2 separate regions of the Homo sapiens genome follow, and region 1 is linked to region 2. A link is a contact called in ENCODE Hi-C or POLR2A ChIA-PET data. All regions are on one chromosome and are shown on one strand. Each heading gives the region's core, a stretch centred on a gene start or an enhancer-like site at or near the end of the contact. The rest is flanking DNA. Distances are from core to core; before and after follow the strand shown. Region 1 overlaps EBF1 (EBF transcription factor 1). Region 2 has its middle 140 kb from the start of LINC02227.

Evidence for each region. A loop is a pair of places that touch in the nucleus more often than their neighbours do. ChIA-PET counts read pairs that join two places held with the same protein, here RNA polymerase II (POLR2A). Pooled maps may share reads with other maps.
Region 1: a map with no recorded cell type shows a loop between it and region 2 (3-fold over the local background). The contact joins two enhancer-like sites. A Hi-C loop is called at or near these places in 5 of 37 single-sample maps with no recorded cell type and 4 of 50 pooled maps. POLR2A ChIA-PET finds 5 or more read pairs at or near these places in 1 of 52 experiments (OCI-LY7).

What each region holds. Positions count from the first base shown.
Region 1 is chr5:158,950,642-158,957,388 of GRCh38, forward strand. All of the region lies in intron 6 of EBF1 (EBF transcription factor 1), which reads right to left. Among named protein-coding and RNA genes, the nearest start is that of EBF1, 150 kb to the right of the region's middle. RefSeq lists enhancers at 1,256-1,913, 3,586-3,715. Within about 2 kb of position 3,435, at least 5 of the 41 ENCODE cell types and tissues checked have a DNase peak (open chromatin) inside an H3K27ac peak, as active enhancers do.
Region 2 is chr5:158,549,000-158,556,093 of GRCh38, forward strand. No RefSeq gene overlaps it. Among named protein-coding and RNA genes, the nearest start is that of LINC02227, 140 kb to the left of the region's middle. Within about 2 kb of position 5,078, at least 7 of the 41 ENCODE cell types and tissues checked have a DNase peak (open chromatin) inside an H3K27ac peak, as active enhancers do.

The DNA.
Region 1 (6,747 bases), core at 2,185-4,684, 400 kb after region 2:
GACAACCTTCTTTATCTCTGACATTTTACTCTGGAAAAGGAAAAGGCTATAAATGAGTGGCGGGAACCATCTGAAATCTCATCATGACTATACCACCAGCATGTGGAGAGTGTATTTGGTGGAGTTTGTCCAAAAGTCATCCTTCCCTGTTCACTCTAACCCATAGTCACTCCTACCTCAAATCTCTATTCCAAAGTAGGAAACTTCCAGGCAGGTGAGGTATTCAAATGAAAAATGCAAGCCCGGGCTACTTAGCTCTGGCCAATTGTTGCCATGTGGGATGGCTGGCAGCCCATGTTGGTAGACCTTCTGACTTTTCAAGAGAAGATGGAAAGTCAGATTTCTATATAAATCTCCCAATTTTTCAATATTAACTCCAACTTAGAATGAAAAAAGTTCAAGCCAAGTAAAATGCATCTGACTCTGGGTTGGTCTGAACGCATGGTTTGCCACTTTGCAATCCCTGAACTCTCTAATTCATGTGGCACTAAATCATACATTACTTTTGCATTATTTCACTTTTCACTTTGCAAGCTGTGACTTCCAAATTGACTATAAACACTTTTGACCCTGACACACTTTTGGCTGGGTGGGCCTGTGATGCCATGCGTTTACTAAACAGTGGCTCTATTATATATTGCCATGTTGAACAATGGCTACAGGCAGATGTAGCATTTCCCAAATGAGAGAAGGCAATGGCAAAAGAGGGAACTTGGCGTCAACTTGAGTGAATGCCCCTCCTTCTCTACTCCATTCTTTTTTTCCTGGCAGGTGCACGTTCACAATGGTGATTTCTCATTTAATTGCTAAGTATTTCCACAGCACAGTAAAATCCATCATGAACCAGACACGGAGTATGCTAATTCCCCAATCTCTGATAATGCACAGATTCAATGGGGTCTTCTTCCCGCCAATGTGCATTCATAAATGCCATTAATAGTAATGGCAGTCAAATGCAAAATATGACTAAGTAGGCCCTAGTGCATGAAATATATTCTCAACCACAAGGACAAGCTGCCACACAGCTCACTGCCTTGTACTAAATTAGGGGCTGGTGATTCTCTGATTGGGACCAAGAGGGTGATAATGACAAATAAAAAGAAAAAAAGCCAGTCCTCTTCTCTGCTTATCCACTACGAAGAGTATCCCTGACTTACAGGTCAGAGACAATGAGGAGCTTTCAGGCTTGGAAACAGAGACAGGACACAGAAAGATGCAAACTCGCTGTCTTGCAGGGAATTAGTGAAACACAGCTAAGCCAGTTCAACACTGTGCCCTTTAGTCATCCCACCCACTAAAAGACACTGTTAAAAACCCGCCAGCTTTTATTAGCAGAAACAAATGAAGTCGACTACCGAGCACTCAGGAGTTTTTCATCCTGAAAGTCCAGGATGGCTTTGGCATAATAAAGGTCATATCTCCTAACCACGGTAATGTTCACAGAGCAACCTGAGCTCCAGGCAGGGCCAGGCCGGCCTCTCAGTATTCCCCCTGTAGAAGGTGTTGCCGATTAAACTATCACATTTCAAAGAGCTCCTTACAGTAAATAGGAAAGAAAGGAAAAAAGAGATCCAGGGCCTTTTGTTAGTCAAAAAGCTAGGGAAAGGCGATAATTAACCCATTTTTGTAGAGAAATCATTTGGACAAAAGTCAAGGGATTTACCACCCTGTCAATTGTTAAGTCTAGATAAGGACATTATATTCCACGGCACAAAGGGTGACTGAGATGGTGAATGGAAAGTAGGCCACTACTACTACTTTACCTCGCATCTGAAAAAGGACTTTTTTTTTGTCCTCCTGGTACAGTGATGGACTAAAGAATCTTCTCCCCCTTGCACTAAAAACATAACTTCAGAGCCTGGTTTTTGCATTTTGTTAAATATTCAAAGGTATTGTGCAATTAGCATGTCATTAATGAATAATTAATTACAGCTAAAGCAGCCCTCAGATTTTTGCAGCTAAATTATTTAAACAGCAAATATAACAATACAATGCAATGCTCTCATTTGGTGTTTTGTTATTGCATTATTTGAAGGGAACAGCAATATTACTTTTCATTAGTTGCAAGAATTATGTGCAACAAAAGCTGTTTTCATTTTTTTTCTTACCTAAAAGTTGCTTCGTGTGCCCTAAAAGGGAAAATTAATTCAATTCAGATTAGATTTCCTAAGAATTAATTAGCTGCAAATATCTGAAAACTGCGGCTAGGGACATAAGGCTTAGGTATCTGAACTTAAAAGAAAAAAGTAAGCCTATTTAAACCTGTCCTTTAAAACAACTTCTGCACCAAAGTACCTTTTTTTTAGATATTTGGTTACCACTTTTAAAAGAGGAAACTTGTTTAAAAATCCTTTTTTTTTTTTAAGCAAGTGAGCATTACAAAGCTCCCCCTAGTAAACAGTCAAGAGTTAAATAGAAAGTAATTTGTTGCTACTTGCAGACATACATCACTAGTAAGACATGAGTTTATATTTATAAGCTGCACATCTGGGATCAGTTGACTTATCCATCTGCTAACTACACCAGTAAACAGTATGTCTGGGACCGTCAAACCCTTGCATCCATCACAAATTCCTGCTTTAATTGTGTGTTTACGTGGCAAACCTCTGCTTAAGTATATTTGAAGACTGTTTTAAGCAGTTGTAATTGCTCCTTTCTTCTTCATATTAACTTTAACACATTTTATTTACCATTATGACAGGCCGCGATTTTGCAAGCCTCATAGATAGATAAATGCCAGAGATCATCATGCTACCCAGGAAAAGGCAGCAGAGGGACAGAAACCGGAGCTGTAACCTGTCCAGTCCGGAGAGTTTGGGCCTCTTTCACAAAATCCAATGACTTGAGTCACAAGTTCAAATCTCAGTAAGGCCAGTTTAATCCTCCACTGTCTTGAACTCAGAAAGTTGACAATCATACACTTTCTTTTTGAGAAAGGAGCAGAAGAGAGGGAAGGGAAGATTTAGGGGGAAGAGGCAAATCACAGTTTGGAAAGATAAAATGGTGCCAGGAGTTTTCCATCTTTTTCCTTAATTAATCTGCTGTGTAGGAGAGGTGCATGAAAGCTTGAGAGATTTGTAAGGGTAGAGATTTTTCAAGCCAGTGGCAGAGGGCTGGAAGTTCTCAGGAGCCCCAGAATCAAAGAGGAGTATAGCCTGTGACTTGACTTAATTTTTAACCCTGGTTTTATAATTGAGTTTCATAAGCAAGCTGAAAACACAGGCTCAGAAATGAATGAATTCAGAAGAAATAAAAGGCTACCTTCCATAATTAGGGGAAAAATATGCACCATTCTCTGCACAAAAGCGGGGATTTTACTGTATTTTTCCCAATCTGCCTTTCACATTTATATGAATAGCAAGATGTCAGATTTCACACAATGTTGTTAAACCTTTTCTCAGGTTTAGGGAACTGAAAGTCGTATGTGCCTGTGTAATATTGTGCTGATGCAAATAGTTAAACTTTTCTACACGATTAACCATCATTTTCTCAGAGTATTCTGTTCACAGCTTTCTTCCAGTTTCCTGATACATGTTGAGATCTATGCCCGTGCGGCTGATGGGGTGGCGTGGAGGTTGTAAACTGAAGACCCACCGCGAAGCTAAAGAGTCACTCTGACGCAATCTAGTTAAATGACAGTATGGCAGTAGGCCGTTTACCCAGGCCAAGGAAGCTGTGGCTTGTCAAAGACATTAAAATCCAAATGTGCCAGCAACGGTGCCAAATGTACTCTAGGCCTTGCAAACACATAATCCAGACAAACTGAATTAAATTGCAACCAGTTTATAATTAATTTGCTTTTGAAAGTTGTGCCATGAGAATAAATGTGCCAACAATTATTTGCAATGAATTGTTCTTAGGGTGCCCCCAACTTAATAATGCCTCTGTAAGCAAGAGAGGGTTTGGTATTGGTTACTTGTATTGGCATTGGCTTCTAACCTAATGAGGGGGTACGGAGAATTTAGAGACAGATTCCAGGAACCTTAACCTTTCTGTCAACCTAATGGAGTCTGTTACCAATGCGGTCAGTAGCGTGGCCCTGTGGCCTCCCTGACCTCAGATGCCAGCCTCACTCTGCCCAAGATGCTAAGATTAGAAACATATTTATCTCGCTGAGGCACTGCCTTTCTGGACACCATTTTGTAAGCACAAATATTCACGGGAAAGGTAAAAACAGTAAGAGACTAAGGCACTAATGCTTCATGTGAATTCATTTCTCATACCATTTTTCTCTAGGACTTACGGAGCCAAGCAAAGTGTGAGCCCTGAGTACATATGAACAAAAAACTAAAATAATGTAAAAAGAAGAAATAATCCTGAAACTTAACATGGAGTGTTATGTGCCAAGCATTTTTTTTCCCCACCAATCCTCAGGGGAAAAAAATTACAGAGAAGTAATTGGGCCGGGCGCAGTGGCTCACGCCTGTAATCCCAGCACTTTGGGAGGCCGAGGAGGGCGGATCACGAGGTCAGGAGTTCAAGACCAGCCTGGCCAACATGGTGAAACCCCATCTCTACTAAAAATACAAAAATCAGCCGGGAGTGGTGGCGGGCACCTGTAATCCCAGCTACTTGGGAGTCTGAGGCAAGAGAATCGCTTGAATCCGGGAGGCAGGGGTTGTAGTGAGCCGAGATTGCACCACTGCACTCCAGAATGGGCAACAAGAGCGAAACTCCATCTAAAAAAAAAAGAGAGAGAGAGAGAAGTAATTGCAGAGTAGATGTATATTAGAGGCCTCAGGACTTAGAGCTAAAAAACAGCAGACGCAGGATTCAAACTGAGGGCTAACTCAGCAGCCTGGGACCTCCACCTTCTGCTTTTCATATCAACAATGGCCATATCTCACTGCTCCTCTCTTTCCAGAGCACAGGGGCCAGAGTGAGACCTGGAATGTGACTGACTTTTAGACCAGAGCTGGACATCAAAATGAATTCCATCCCATTCTTAATTGTCACTTTGGAAGACTGCTTGAGAGCATTTGCAGCTCTTCTTGGAAATCCAGGCAGAATGTTTTGAGTTCATCTCAATATAGTAGTTCCCTTACAGGGACGCATCATTTCTGATCTAAAATGATCTTTAATCGACTGATGTTTTACACCAGCCTCGTTATCAAATTACTGCTGGCTGTTTCCGAAACTCAGATCAACCCTCAAAGAGTAGAAGTGTGCTACCATTGAGGGGAGTCACAAGAAGATGCTGCAGGTTCAGCCAGCAGCTGAAAGGAAGAGTAGCAAAGAGTTGCTTAGCAATGGCTTACCAAAGGAGGAGTACCTGCAGGCCATTGCTTTGTTTATGCAACAAATACTTATTTCTTACAGTTGTTACTTATTTGTTACAAGCTCCTGCTTGAATATGCCAGATACTGCATTAATTAAATAAATATAAATGTGTGTGTGTGTGTGTGTGTGTGTGTGTGTGTGTGTGTGTGTGTGTGTCTTTCAGATTTAGAAATTTGCCCAAGGTCACAAAGCTAATAAATGGCAAAGGCAAGATTTGAACCCATGTCAAACTCCAGCAACACACTCCAGTCCACAGTCTTGTAGTACCAAGGAGGCTTCTACTTTGGAGCGACACGGTGTGTCACAGGCTTTTCAGATCAAGTTCTATGCTGCAGTTTCCTTTCACTGAGATGCAGCCTAATGGTCTCTGAATGTTTTTCACCAGGAGGAGAATGAGAGCTGAGAGTAACTTTCCCTGAAAGGACATTTGTAACCATTAAAAGAAAGAGAACTCAAAAAGAAGTTCAAGAGGGTTTTCAAAACTGGACTTTTAACTGGAAGCTTAATTGCAGGATGTACCTTAGAATGCACGCACACATAGACACACACACACACACGCACACACACACACGCACGCACACTTTCAGATATTCCTTCTAAAATAGCTCTTGACAATTTGTTTCAAATCATGAAATCACGACCTTAAGGTCTTCCAAGTTATCTTCAACCATCCAAACAATTAATTCTTTGAGAAAGACATACTTACTAAAAGAAAAAAGAAGTTGAAAATATTGAAAATATTATAGAAAGGTTCCAATGGAATTAACCAGAAGAGAAGGTTCTAGATGTTAAGCATGTACTACCACTCCCACTACCTCTGCCACCAACACTTCTTTTTTTTTTTTTTTTTTTTTTGAGATGGAGTCTCGCTCTGTCGCCCAGGCTGGAGTGCAGTGGCGCGATCTGGGCTCACTGCAAACTCCACCTCCCGGGTTCACACCATTCTCCTGCCTCAGCCTCCGGAGTAGCTGGGACTACAGGCGCCTGCCACCACGCCCAGCTAATTTTTTGTATTTTTAGTAGAGACCGGGTTTCACCGTGTTAGCCAAGATGGTCTCGATCTCCTGACCCTGTGATCCACCTGTCTAGGCCTCCCAAAGTGCTGGGATTACAGGCGTGAGCCACACTTCTAATGAAAAATGCTAGCAGCTCCCAATTACTAAGAACTCTGTGCCAAGCTCTCTGCTGAGTGCTTTCTATACATTATACCATTCACTCTTCACAAGCGCCCTGTGAGATAGACATTATTATCCCCATTTTACAGATGAGAAAACTGAGGCTTCATAAATTTAAACATTACTTGAACAGCCAATAAAATTATAGATATTTACCAGACTTTTCTGTAAGGTATTATTAATACAATGGTAAGCACTGTCATGGATGCAAGAAAATACTGGAATTTAAATGACAAAGATTAAGTCACATAAGAAATGAAAATTGATGAGGCAGGTCTAAGCAGGAAGTCCC
Region 2 (7,094 bases), core at 3,828-6,327:
AATATTGATTCTTCCTATCCATGAGCATGGAATGTTTTTCAATTTGTTTGCAACCTCTCTTATTTCCTTGAGCAGTGGTTTGTAGTTCTCCTTGAAGAGGTCCTTCACATCCCTTGTAAGTTGTATTCCTAGGTATTTTATTCTCTTTGTAGCAATTGTGAATGGGACTTCACTTATGATTTGGCTCTCTATTTGTCTATTATTGGTATATAGGAGTGCTTGTGATTTTTGCACATTGATTTTGTATCCTGAGCGAATTGAATCTTTCCCATAATTAATAGCACTAATTGAGTCCTACCCACAATCCAAGAGTATATGGCTCTCCCCATTTAAAGATGAGGAAGCTGAGGCTCAGAGCAGTTAAGTAGTCCAGGGTCACACAGTTGATAAGTTGCAAAGCAAGGATTTAGCTCCAAAGACTTTGTTCTATAAAATGCTGGATGAGGGACTTGTTGCAGAGGCATGGGTTTCATGAGTCAGTGATGTCATTCGACCCCTGACCTAGAGTTGTTCAATATGAAAACCAATGCTTCAAGGGAGTTGTACTAGACAACCTCATCCAGAAGGAATTTTTGCTCTTTTCAGTCTAGGTACATTCCCCTAGTCCATCTGATTTGGCTTTCTGCTGAAACCTGGGCAACTGTTTGGTATATAACAATCGGTACTTTTCCACTAAGAGTCGGCCCTACGTCCTAACAGGAGAGGCACAAGCTGGACTGCCCTGCTTTGGACAACACAAAATATTGGGTCAGATGAGGCTGGCCAGCAAAGCCCAGCTTTTCAGGGGACTGGGAGGCAAGGCAACCCCAAGTCTCTGGCTCAAATGGGAGACTTCCTAAGCTTCTCAAAAGGCCTCTCCTTGAAAACCCATGCATCTACTCCTCCTAAAAAGCTGCAGGGAATGCTGGCAGGGCATCTAAATAGGGAAATGGAATCAAAGGATCAAAGGAGAAATGGCACAGGGTAGAAGGGAAATACACACACATACACGCGCACACACACACACACACACACAGAGACACACATACATTCCACAAAGTAAGGAGTCTCTCCTGGAACACTGGCCTGGAAATGAAGCAGTCAAAAAAGAGGAGGCAGCACTGACCCTCATAGTGTCCCAGAGGGGCTGTGGGCTGTGGATGATTCCTTAAATTCCACGTTAAATTGCCAGGCCACTCACCTGTATCCTGGGTCTTAGAAAAACTGTGATTTCTGAGGAGCCACCAGAATCTTCTTGGGCCCCTGAGAAAAATGATAAAGGAAGCTGTGGGGTCTTGGAAAAGGCCTCTGATCACCAGGACTGAGATTTTTTTTTTTTTTTCAGAAGAGAGAAGTAGATACCGATTGTTTCCCCCAGATAATCATTACCATCATTATAATTCACACTGAGCCTTCTTAGCAGTGATCAGCTAATTAGATAGCACTAACAGATCATTCTGTGCCAGGTAGTATGCTCAGCACCTTCCAAACATTAAATCCCAAAGACTCTAAAATGTAAGTTCTAAGGTTGTGTTAATTTTGCAAAGAATTTTTGAGGTCTAGGGCTGCCTGTGGCTTTGAGCTCCTGACATGTGCTGTGCGTGTTAATACGAACAGGTGTTCAAAGACTTAGTACAAAAAGGAAAAAAATGCAAAATAGTTTATTAGCAAATTTTAATGATTACTTGTTCAAATGATATTTTAAATATGTCAGATTAAACAAATATACTATTAAAATTAATTTTATCTTTTTTATGTTTTTGTTTTACTTTGTCTAATGTGGCTACTAGACCATTTTAAATTACATACGTGCCTCAGTGTGTGGCTTACACTTTATTTCTGTTCAATAGAGTGGCAGTCTAGAACAGAGTTCAGTAAACTACAGCCCTCAGGCCAAATGCAGCCCACAGCCTGGTTTTGTACAGCTTATAAGCTAATAAATGACAGAATGATTTTTACATTTTTAAAGGGTTGTAAATTTCTTTTAGTGTGAGAGAGACTGTTTGTGGCTTGCAAAACCCAAAAATATTTGCAATATTGACCAGGGGTCAGTCCTGTAAAGGTTCAGATGATTAAGTGGCAGAGCAGGCCTCAACAAACCCAGGACCACCAACCCCAAAGTCTATGCTTTTTTCACTATGAATATCAGCTGTCATACTGGGTGCTGGACATTGCATGGAACCTTTATATACATTGTCTCATTTAATCCGGAGATTAAATAATGTTAATTACTAACATTTATTAATAATGCTATTATGATGCTACATAAGATTAATGATGTTATTATGTCCAATTTAAAGATAAGCAAGCTGAACTTTAGCTTATACAAAGCTATACAATAGCTTATGCAATTTGCTTATACAAAGCTAAATTGTAGAGATTTACTAATTTTTCTTAAGTCACATAGCCAGTAAATAATAGGACTGGGATTTGAATCCACTTCTTCCTGAAAGGTACAACCGCAGGCCCTTGATACCTCCTGCTTCTGAATCCCTATTACGTTGAGGCAGGGCCAGCCTCTTCATTGATGAGCACTGAGTTATCTACTCTTGAGTCTTTATCTGAGGTGTTGTGATCTTTCCAGGTATAATCCAATCCAGGAATCTGAAAACTATTGCCCACAGGCCAAATTTGCTCCCACAGACCTAATTTGCTCAGTTGGGTCAAAATGTTGGCCTCAGTATAGCTTAAGAAAGAACTTGGCAAGCAATTGTACCTGAAACAAAGGTGGTAGTTCCAGGATATTTTGGGTAGATTCATGGCAAAAACTGTTCCATAAGGCGGCCACATGACATTTCCAAATGATATAATAATAGCTATCATCACTGAACACAACCCTGTTCTTTTGTTACATATTGTCTATGGGTGCTTTTGTGTTACAACGGCAGAGTTGACTAATTGCAGCAGAGACCACCAATCCCACACAGCCAAAAATACTTACTATCTGAGCCTTTACAGAGAAAGTTTGCTGACTTCTAATCTACTTTGTTCAGGACAGGGATCACATTGACCCCTTCTATACAAGCAGTGCCCACTACAGTGTGGAGTTAGTGAGGGCCCAATAAGCATGGAGTGGTTGGGTGAGTGGTTGACCCGTGGGTTGGAGAGGAGAATCAGGAGGGCTCATGCCCTCTCTTCCTTGTACAGAGATCCCTTAGAACACATGCAGCACACACACCTCAGATGCTGCCATCTCTTTAAGAGCTGATGTTGGGATTCTCCCTGATTCTTTCCCACTTCCTTCCCCAGTAGTTACTTGACCAGGAACACGTGGATTACATTTCACTTAAAAACACAGAGGGAATTTCAAATTAGCAGGAAACATGTTTGGCAAAAACTAAAATACTTTGCAAACCATCTGGGATGTTCTCTTGTTAGTACTGGAGCTGAGTGCCACTGTCCTCCATGGAGAAATGATTTTTTACAAAATCCACATTAGTTCCAAGACAAAAGGACTCTGCACACTTAAGCAAGACCAACGGGAGTGAATAATGTTGGCCTCACTATGTCTTGAGAAAGGAATTGGCAAGCAATTGTATGTAAAACGAAGGTGGGAGTTCAAGGACATTTTGGAGAGACTCACAGCAAGAACTATTGCATAAGGCGGCCATGTACCATTTCCAAATTATATAATAGTTACCATTACTGAGTATTTCCCATGTTCTAGCACAAGCACCTTACACCTTTACCACAAGTAATCCTCCCAACAACCACATGAAATAGGTCCTATTATTGTCCACATTCCAATTAAAGGAAACTAACAATTAGCTTAAATAATTTTCCCCCAGGCCACACAGCTGGTAAGTGTTAGAGGCAGGGCTCAAACCCAGATCCAGGACTAGCTAACTCCGGGCTCTGTGCCTCCTACCATTATTCTACACTGGACTCCCCATAAGTTTCCCTGTGGCATTAGTTATGTTTCCCATGCCCTTTGAGTACAGCAGTGCTGGGCATACGGTAAGCATGCAATAATTACTTATTTCCTCATTCATGTATTTAAAAATATGTATCAAAACTTACTATATGCTAGGCACCATGACAGGTGATAGGGATTCAATGGTGATGTAAGACTGGTGGACTTAAATTAATTTTTTAAAGGCATCATGGGATTTTGTATCGGCTATCTCTGTATCTAGAAGATGTCAGACTCATGGAAGTTTTGTCCATTTTATTCCCTTTGCTTATCCATTCTTTCTTGTTTACAGAAAGACTTAATTTTCTGTCTCATATCTCTGTCCTTCTTGCCCCACTATTTTTCCCCCTTCTCCAAAAATCCCAGCCCCAAAAACAGTCTACATATTGTGAAAAAGATTTCTCAAACCACAAGGGTGATGTAACTTTAGGCCTGTGTTTTCTCTCTCACACACACAAAATATTGGATATGAGTGAGATTTTAAAAAATTGGTTTTTAAATGTGATGAAAAGAGTGTCCTTTTCACCAGAACAAAACAACCCTTAATGCTGAAGCCTCCTTCCCGATATGGTTGGCTTCCAAATATGAAGAAATCTGTGCATTGGGCCACAGGCTCCAGACAAAGTCTGAGGACAAAGGAAACCTGTGGACTGGAAAGATCATCGATGTTTAGAATGAACTGGAGGCTCCCTCCAGGTTTTGGAGACTGTGGTTAAAGACATGGCCTATATTTCAATGGGCAGCAGCCCAGCAAGGCTCGTTTGTAATCCAGCTGATACGACAGGGTTTTTGCCATGGGAAGTGTTTGCATTTGAGCATTTCTCAGCCAGTCACTAGCCATCAATTACTTAGGAGTCAGATCTTGGCCAGAGGCCCCCGTTCCACAAAGTATGTCATTCTGTATTCACAGAAATGGAGTTTACAGTCCTGCCGCTAAATTAAAACTGGTGCTTCCAAATTAAAAGCAGACAGGACAGATGTGCAGGGAAGAAACGGAGACTCACATCTTTTGTGAATCAGCTAATCCTTGTGCCAGAACTTGAAATCAGCTTTTCCTGTAGAGGCCTCGACTACACCACACCTATGTAAGCTGCATTAAATGAGGTGGAATTAACATTTTACCAGATATTTCCTCTGCTCTGCCATCTGGACAAGGATAAAGAGCTCGGTGAAGCCCAGAATCCCAAAAACTGTGCAACATGAGAACATGGGGCCAGCACCTGAGGGTGGCCACATCTAGCCTGTCCCCTCATTGAGCAATATGAAGTCATGTAGGACACCAGAGGGTGGATGAAAAGCATGTGAACCAAGTATGCTGCTTCTAACGATTAACGGTTCAAGCACAATCTCAAAACTCCAGTGTCTGCACTCCTCTAGGGAAAATGATAAAAAATACGATTTTCACTATTCTGCCTGCTCCGTTAATCACCTCATGATATAAATATTAGCTTTATTTTATAGGGCATTTATGATATTAAATTTGAAAACCTCAAATATGATCTGGCAAATTCATGCTTAAAAACCTTCAGTGGCTTCTCATAGCCCTCACGATTAAGAGCAGCTTCCTTGATTGGGTCACTAAAGCCTGCAGGGTCTGGTTTCCACCTCATGTAACACTACTTCTCTCCTCTACTCTGTGCTGCAGACACATTGACTTTCTTTCCATTTCTCCTGCACACCATATTCTCTTCCACTTCAAGTTGTTCCTTCTGCTGCAAAGCTTTTCCAGCCATCCTCTTTTATAACCTCATTATTAAGAAAAAAATTCACATACACACAATTCACCCACTTAAAGTGGACTATTCAGTGGTTTCAAGCATATTCATAGAGTGGTGCAAGCATCATTACATCTATTTCAAAACGTTTTTATCACCCTTTAAAAAACCCTTTTACCTATAAGCTTTCACTTTCCATTTTCCCTCAACCCTAGGAAATCATTAATCTACTTTGCATCTCTCTTCTGTCTCCTATTGCAGACATTCAAACAAATAGGATTATCCAATATGTCGTATTTTGTTTATGACTTCTTTTACTTATCATAATGTTTTCAAGGTTCATCCATGTTGTACCGTGGATCAGTGTTTTTTTCTTAGTCATCACGTAATATCCTATTGTATGGATATACCACATTTAGTTTATCCATTCACAAGTTGATGGACATTTGAGTTACTTTCATTTTTTGACTATTATGAACAATGCCGCTATGGGCATTCATGTACAAGCTTTTGTATGGATGTATGTGTTTATTTATCTTGGGTTTATACCTAAAGATAGAACTGCTAGGTGATAAGGAAACTATGTTTAACATGTTGAGGCAACCACCATAATTTTAACTAATGTTAACTACCACTCATGCTTTGAGTTTCAACTGAAATGTAACTTCCTCACAAATGCATCCCTGTCCCTTCCACTTCCTCCTAAGGTCTCCTGCTAAATGTCTCTCATACATACTGTACCTTTTCTTCATTGTCTTAGCCTAGTTGGTTGGTATGTATTTAGGTACATAATGATTTTATATATGTCTGTCTCTCCTCTTAGACTATAAGTTAGATGGCCCTTTAGCTCATGGCTATATCCCCAAAACTCTTACTAAGGCACTGTGTCAGCCAGTCTTCAAAATGCCCTCCAAGGATTCCACCTCCTGGCATTCATGCTTTTATGTATACCTTCCCCTGGGTGCAAACTTGTCTCAGTGATGGACAAATAAAATAGGAGCTTGGAGACTAGGTTTTCTCTCTCTCTCTCTCTCTCTCTCTCTCTCTCTCTGTCTCTCTCTCTCCTTGCTTTAGGGGAAACCAGTGGTTAATTCATACTGACACTGTATAGAGAGCCCCATTTGGCAAGAAGCTAAGATCTTTTGCCAATAGCCATGTGAATGAACCATCTTGGAAGTAGTTCCATCAGCCCCAGTCAAGCTTTCAGATGACTGCAGCCAGAGTCCACATATTAATGGCAACCTCTTTAGGGATCCTAAGGCAAAACCATCCAGCTAATTCCTTGAATTCATGACCCATAGGAATTGTGGGATAATAAATGTCTGTTGTTTTAAGTTATTAAATTTCGAGGGTAGTTTGTTATACAGTAATAGAAAATGAGCATAGTTATGCTGCCTGGAACATAATAGAAGCTAAGTAAGTGATGAATGAATAAGTAAAGGAATAAACACCCTAGGCTTCTCAGAAATAAAGAGAGTAAAGGCTAC